2 separate regions of the Homo sapiens genome follow, and region 1 is linked to region 2. Evidence: chromatin contacts called from ENCODE Hi-C or POLR2A ChIA-PET data. All regions are on one chromosome and are shown on one strand. The core of a region is the stretch at or near the end of the contact, and the rest is flanking DNA. Distances in the headings are between cores, read along the strand shown. Region 1 overlaps FGGY (FGGY carbohydrate kinase domain containing). Region 2 overlaps LINC01358 (long intergenic non-protein coding RNA 1358).

Region 1 (3,073 bases), core at 72-2,571, 620 kb before region 2:
GATTCCATGGCTTTGAGAACGTGAATTACCTTTCTAGAAATCTAGTTCCTCATTTGCAAATGAAGATAATAATATCTACCCACCTCACATAACCTCCTTTAAAGATTAAGTCTGGTTATATAATTAGAGTTCAGCATGTATCAGGTGATCAATTACTATTTGTCCCTTTCCTCTTTCTCACCTGCACCTTAGAGATTGAGAATTGACACTTGGGTAGGCAATGTCTTAACCAAGGAGACCCACTTAATAGGGGCCGAGCCTGGTATTCCCCTGGTCTAGGGTCCCTTTCATTGTTCAAAAGGCAGCCCAGTTGAAGTAGGGAAAAGCTCTGAAATAGGTAAACAGCAGTAACTCTGGAAATCTGGGAGTCTGATTCTTAGGGAATGAAAATTGAGCACATTAGACTGGTTAGTTCTGACAGATGAGGAAAAAAAAAATGAAATGGGAGGAAAAGAATAGATGGGAAAGGTAGAAAGCACCAAGGGCAAACATAACCTCCTTCCCATTTCTAACACATTGCAGTCCCTCCCTTTAGAGAAGCCCAAAGACTTTTTGTCCCTGTATTGGCTGCATTCACAAGGGCAGAGTCAGACATGTTTTAGACTAAGAAACAGGAGGCCCTGGATTTCATCTCGGATTCTCTCTATATAACCTTAGGACAGTTACCTCCTACTCTGGAACCAAATGTCCCCTTCTTTTAAATGCATTGGACTAGATGACTTGTTAAAGTCCCTTCTAGCTTTGATACTTTTTTAAATTAAAGAACAGGTATACAAACATATTCTGTAGCAAGTGGGTAAACACCTATTCAAACAGACTGGGTCCCTTCAAAACAGAGGCTTTGGGAAGGCCTGCTTTGTATGAAGTCCAAGGATGCCGATTCTTTGGGCAAAGCCATTTGTCAAGAGTCCATGATGGCTGATCATCTGCTGATTCTCGTATCTCTATTCACATCCAAGGGGGCTTCATTTGAATGGGCTGTGACTAGACTTCATGAACAGCAACAGACTCAGCCATTTTCATGCATGGTGTTTCAACATTCATCTCCAAACAGAAGGAATACAGTGGGCTGTTGTGACGAGAATTCTGTGGAGAACTATTTATGGCTGTGTTTTGGTTTACCCTCAGCCTAGTACACAGGGTACAGTTGAAAACGGCCTCAGCTGAAAACACTCTCTTGTCTTTCAGGCAAAATTTCCAAATTTTTACATGAAGGCCTGTTAGCTCCGGGCCTACTGCCCCTGTGGCTGCCTACTCTGTTCACCCTGAGAAACACAGTCATCCCTCTCTCCCCCTCCTCCTACAGCTTGGCCTCTGAGTCATTCCCAGCAGAGGCAAGGCATGTATTAAAAGCATATCATTAGGGATTTAGAGTTGGACAGACTTGGGCTCAAATCCCAGTTTTTCTACTTTTTAGCTATCTGACCTTAGGCGAGTCACTTAACCTCTCCAGCTCGCAGTTTCGCTAGGCAAAACTGGAAATAATAGTACCTATCCAACAAAACTGTTTTAAGAGTTAAAATGAGACACACTGCTGCAGATAAATCCTGATGGACATCCTGAGTTGTGTTTCTCTCTCTCCCTCAATCATTTTGGCCTGATCCATAGAAACCAGGCTTTGATCTCAATTTCCCTTCCTTAGATTTGCTTCTCTTTCTTACCTTGTGCTATATCCCCAGAGTTGGAGAGGGCAGGGGGTGCAGCCCTCTGCCTGTGCTGTCATCACTTCTGCCCAGGGACCCCTGACTACAAATAGGAATCTTCCCTTAAATGGACAGGAGATACAGGTAACAATAATAATTAATTTTATTAAGCACTTTCTATGAACCCAATTTATTATTACTCCTTCTTCATCATGAACCTAGAGGTAGGCACCATTGTCAATCTAATTCTACAGATCAGGAAACTGAATGTTGAAGAGGTTAGGTCTAAGGTCACAGGGCTAAGAGTGTGGAGGCCACATTCTACCAGTCTCTTGGCTTTTGAGAATTAGGATAGTCTCTGTATATTCATTCCTGTCTTTTTTGATACTCATCACCACAGTAGCTACCACCTCTTGAGTACCTACAATCATTACACACATTATCCCATTTGACTTGCCCAGCAATTCCATGAAGTAGATATTTTCATACTCATTTTACAAATTAGAGAGCTGAGCTTGGAGTAAGCATATTATCCAAAGTCAATTGGCTGTGAAATGAGAAGCCCAAATTCAGATACCATATATGATTTATTAGTAGCTCCCTGAGTACTGTACTATGTGCCAAGTACTTTATAAATAGTGACCCATGTAACAACTCTGTGAGGTAGATAACATTAGCACTCTCATCTTACAGCCAGGGAAACAGAGGCAGAGAGTAATTAAGAAACTTGCTCCAGGCCTCACAAGTAAAGAGTGGCAGAGCTGGGTTTTAATTCCAGGAAGTCTGGCTCAAGAGGCTGGGCAGTCAGCCTCTAGTGCTGTGTTGCCTTAAGAAGAGAAGGATGCCAGGTTGAGGTGAGGAGAAGAGGAGATGATCTCAAAGGCAGGGGAAATTTATTCCTGTACAGGCAGGAGGCTCAGTGAGTTTACGATCCACAATGCTTGAAGAAAGAACTCTCCACCCACGTAGACAGGAGCTGTTCCCCAGAGCCCTGGCTTCCCTCCTCCTAAAGGGGTCGGCCACTGTGGAGAATTTTCCAGCATTGAGCAATGGTGTAGGTGTTTCGTTTCCTTTAGGCCCACTGAGATGTATCATCAGGAAATTGCCTCAGACTCTCAAGCTAGATATGCCTCCACCATTTGGCTACAAAAATCCTCAGAAGAGATGGAAGTCAATAGTTTTAGATGACCAGTTGCATTCAAAGGTCCAGGGGAAAAAAGGTCTTTAACCAGAAAAGGCAAAAGCAAACATGTATTGAGCAGATACCAAGTGCTGAAACATGGGAAATGTGAAACCTCACAATAGTCATTTGAAGTTGTGATTAGCTCCATTCTACAGAGAAATAAACTAAGGCTCAGAGAAGCAAAGTTATGTCTCAAAGTCAAGTGGTAAGTAGAGGAAGCTGGTTATGATCCAACGCTCAGATGACT
Region 2 (2,735 bases), core at 60-2,559:
GATGGCTGATCCCAAGTCACACTCCTTCCTGTAGCAACCTACATCCAGTGACTGATTGATACAGGAGTATAAAGAGCTCTGGCTTTCTTGGCTTCACTTTTGACAACTCTGAAGGGTCATTTTAGTTCCAGAGCTGTTGGTGGGGTTGGCCAAGATAGTTTTAGAGCCTGCATCATGCTTTGCCTTCTCGCTCTGCCAGTCCTGATTGTGGCCTTTCCCTCTTCCACAAGTGTTCATCTCAAGGCATTCCCTGAGAACATCCTGAGTGCTAAACACCTTCTGAGCCTGCTTCCTAGGGAGATCCATCCTGTAACAATATTTTGTTAGAATTGGTTCTTCATAAGTCTGACTTCCCTACTGACTTGAAAACTTCTTGAGGGCAGGAAATGTGTCATATTCATTCCTAAGTCGCCAGTGCTTGGCTTGATATTAGGTCCAGAAAAAAAAAATTCATTGTATGTTCAATGAACCTCTGGGATAATAATAATAATAGTTAACCATTATATAGTATCCTCGATCAGCTAAATTCTATATTAAAGGCTTTGAACATATTAGCCTAAACCTACAACAGTCCTAGAAAGTAATATTATTATTATTACCATTTTACAGATAAGTAAAAGCAAGCACCTAACGGTTCGAAGTTCTACCCAAGCTTACATATCTAGTGGTGGATCTGGGCTTTGATTGCTGGAAGTCTGTCTCTGAAATTCACTCTCCTAGCCACTACTCCTTACTGCTTCTTGTATCTGTGTACCTATCAATCCACCACTTTATTGAAGGGGGATAGGAAAGAGCTAGGTAAGAGGATACGAAGGGTAGTTTTTTTGTTTGTTTGTTTTTTGTTTTTAATTTCAGGGGAACTGGAATTACCACAGAACATTTCTGGGGATGGAGTGTCTGCTTGTTTTGCCTGGAGTCCAGGCAGGGCATATGAAGAGTGTAGGGCAACAGAGCTCCCCAGGTGACTCAGATGCACAGGCAGGTGTGGGAATCCCTGATGCAGGGGGCAGTTTCAAGTGTGCAGAAGGCACTTACACAATTGCCATAACAGAGGCCCTAAGATGTGAAATGATCTGGCAATAGCTACCCTGGTAGAGAGAGAGGAGCCAAGACTCTCCCTTGTTTCAGGGTCCTGGTCCAGGGCTCTTTGAGCTGCACTTCCTGAAGTGGGGCCAGGAATCTGCCTTGGGCATGGGGGGGAACCACATACCTCACACGTGCATCTAGTGATTACTCAGGAAGTGGAGGCTTTGGGGCTGACAAACGGTACACCGGAAAGGAGAGGGGAGAGCCTGCCAGGAGGGGGTCGGCAAAGCCAGTTCCCTCAAAGCATTGTCCTTTCCTTCCTCCAACAGGATGCCAGGAGCCCCACAGAAAAGGGACTCATTTGTCTTCCTTCCCAGCACAATAACCTGTTGCTGGCCTTTCTCTTGGGCCTTGCTCAGAGCAACAGGATACAGTCTTTGCCAGGGGAGAAGGAAGGAAGGAAGGAAGGAGGGGAGGGAAATGACAGGAGCTCAGGATCTCCAGTCCCTAGCCTGGGCCCCGGAGAGACCCAGCACTGTGAGGCCAGGACCCAGACTAGAGCTGTCCAGGTCCAGTCGGCCTGGTATGAGGAACAATTTCGTTTTACAGAAAACCTTAATCAGATGTAAGCTGAGTAACCGTTAGAAGCTGAGCTATCATTTCTGAGCATATCTGAGTGGCCTCTCTCCAACTTTTATCTTAATCTCATTTAGAAAAGAAAAATAAATTGGGTCAATTTAGAACTGTACCTTCTTTCCTTTTTTTATTCATTGTTAAAAAGAAGAAAAGAAGGTATGCATTGGAGTTTGTTTGTTTGCCATGGAAAAACCCTCTTATTTGCTTGATTAAACAAAAATAACACAAGCTACATAGGAAAAATTTCAGCTACATAGACACCACCTTTGTTTTAAGGCTGTAGTAGTTGACATAGCATCTTCTTGCTACTTTCTCTAGCCTTCTCTGTGGACCACAGTGATACATTCAGAAGCCTGTTAGTTAACACAGGAGTTTTTGAACACTTTTCTATTGGTTTTTCACCTGCTCATTGTCCGTCATGCCTGAGGCCTGCAAAAGTAACCTTTAAAATTTAAAGGTGAAAACTACTGGGCACAGTGGCTCACACCTGTAATCCTAGCGCCTTGGGAGCCCAAGGCAGGAGGATAGCTCAAGTTCAGGAGTTCGAGACCAGCCTGGGTAATGTAGTGAGACTCCATCTCTACAAAAAAAAAAAAAAAATACAAAAATTAGCCGGGTGCCGTGGTGTGCACCTGTAGCTCCAGCTACTTGGGAGGCTGAGGTGGGAGGATTGCTTGACTCAGGATCATTGGAGCCTGGGAGGTGGAGGTTACAGTGATCTGAAATTGTGCCACTGCACTCCAGCCTAGGCAACAGAGTGAGACCTTGTCTCAAATTTAGAAAAAAAAAAGGAGGGTGGGGTATTTGGGGGGAAGCTAAAAGAGAAAAAAAAAATGGGGCATTTTTAAAGCTCTTTTTTTAATAATTGAGGTTCTTCTGGTCTCACCCGAAACCTACAGCATCAGAAAGTGCATGTGTGTGGATGGTAGAAGCGTGGAGGGGGCTTAGCTGTGGAAAAGATGGCAGTGGGTGGGTTGTAGAATTGGAATCAATATTGCAATCCACCACAGAGGTATAAACAAAACTGAACAAATCAATGCATTTTAATAAATGTTTATTTGTTGCATTTATGA

The links. A loop is a pair of places that touch in the nucleus more often than their neighbours do. ChIA-PET counts read pairs that join two places held with the same protein, here RNA polymerase II (POLR2A). Pooled maps may share reads with other maps.
Region 1: a pooled map shows a loop between it and region 2 (2.0-fold over the local background). The contact joins two enhancer-like sites. A Hi-C loop is called at or near these places in 10 of 168 maps with a recorded cell type or tissue (A673, B cell, CD4-positive, alpha-beta T cell and 7 more), 3 of 37 single-sample maps with no recorded cell type and 13 of 50 pooled maps. POLR2A ChIA-PET finds 5 or more read pairs at or near these places in 1 of 52 experiments (OCI-LY7).

What each region holds. Positions count from the first base shown.
Region 1 is chr1:59,705,624-59,708,696 of GRCh38, reverse strand. All of the region lies in intron 14 of FGGY (FGGY carbohydrate kinase domain containing), which reads right to left. Among named protein-coding and RNA genes, the nearest start is that of MIR4711, 26 kb to the left of the region's middle. Within about 2 kb of position 1,321, at least 13 of the 41 ENCODE cell types and tissues checked have a DNase peak (open chromatin) inside an H3K27ac peak, as active enhancers do.
Region 2 is chr1:59,082,935-59,085,669 of GRCh38, reverse strand. The region is part of intron 2 of LINC01358 (long intergenic non-protein coding RNA 1358); the gene reads right to left. Among named protein-coding and RNA genes, the nearest start is that of HSD52, 63 kb to the left of the region's middle. Within about 2 kb of position 1,309, at least 10 of the 41 ENCODE cell types and tissues checked have a DNase peak (open chromatin) inside an H3K27ac peak, as active enhancers do.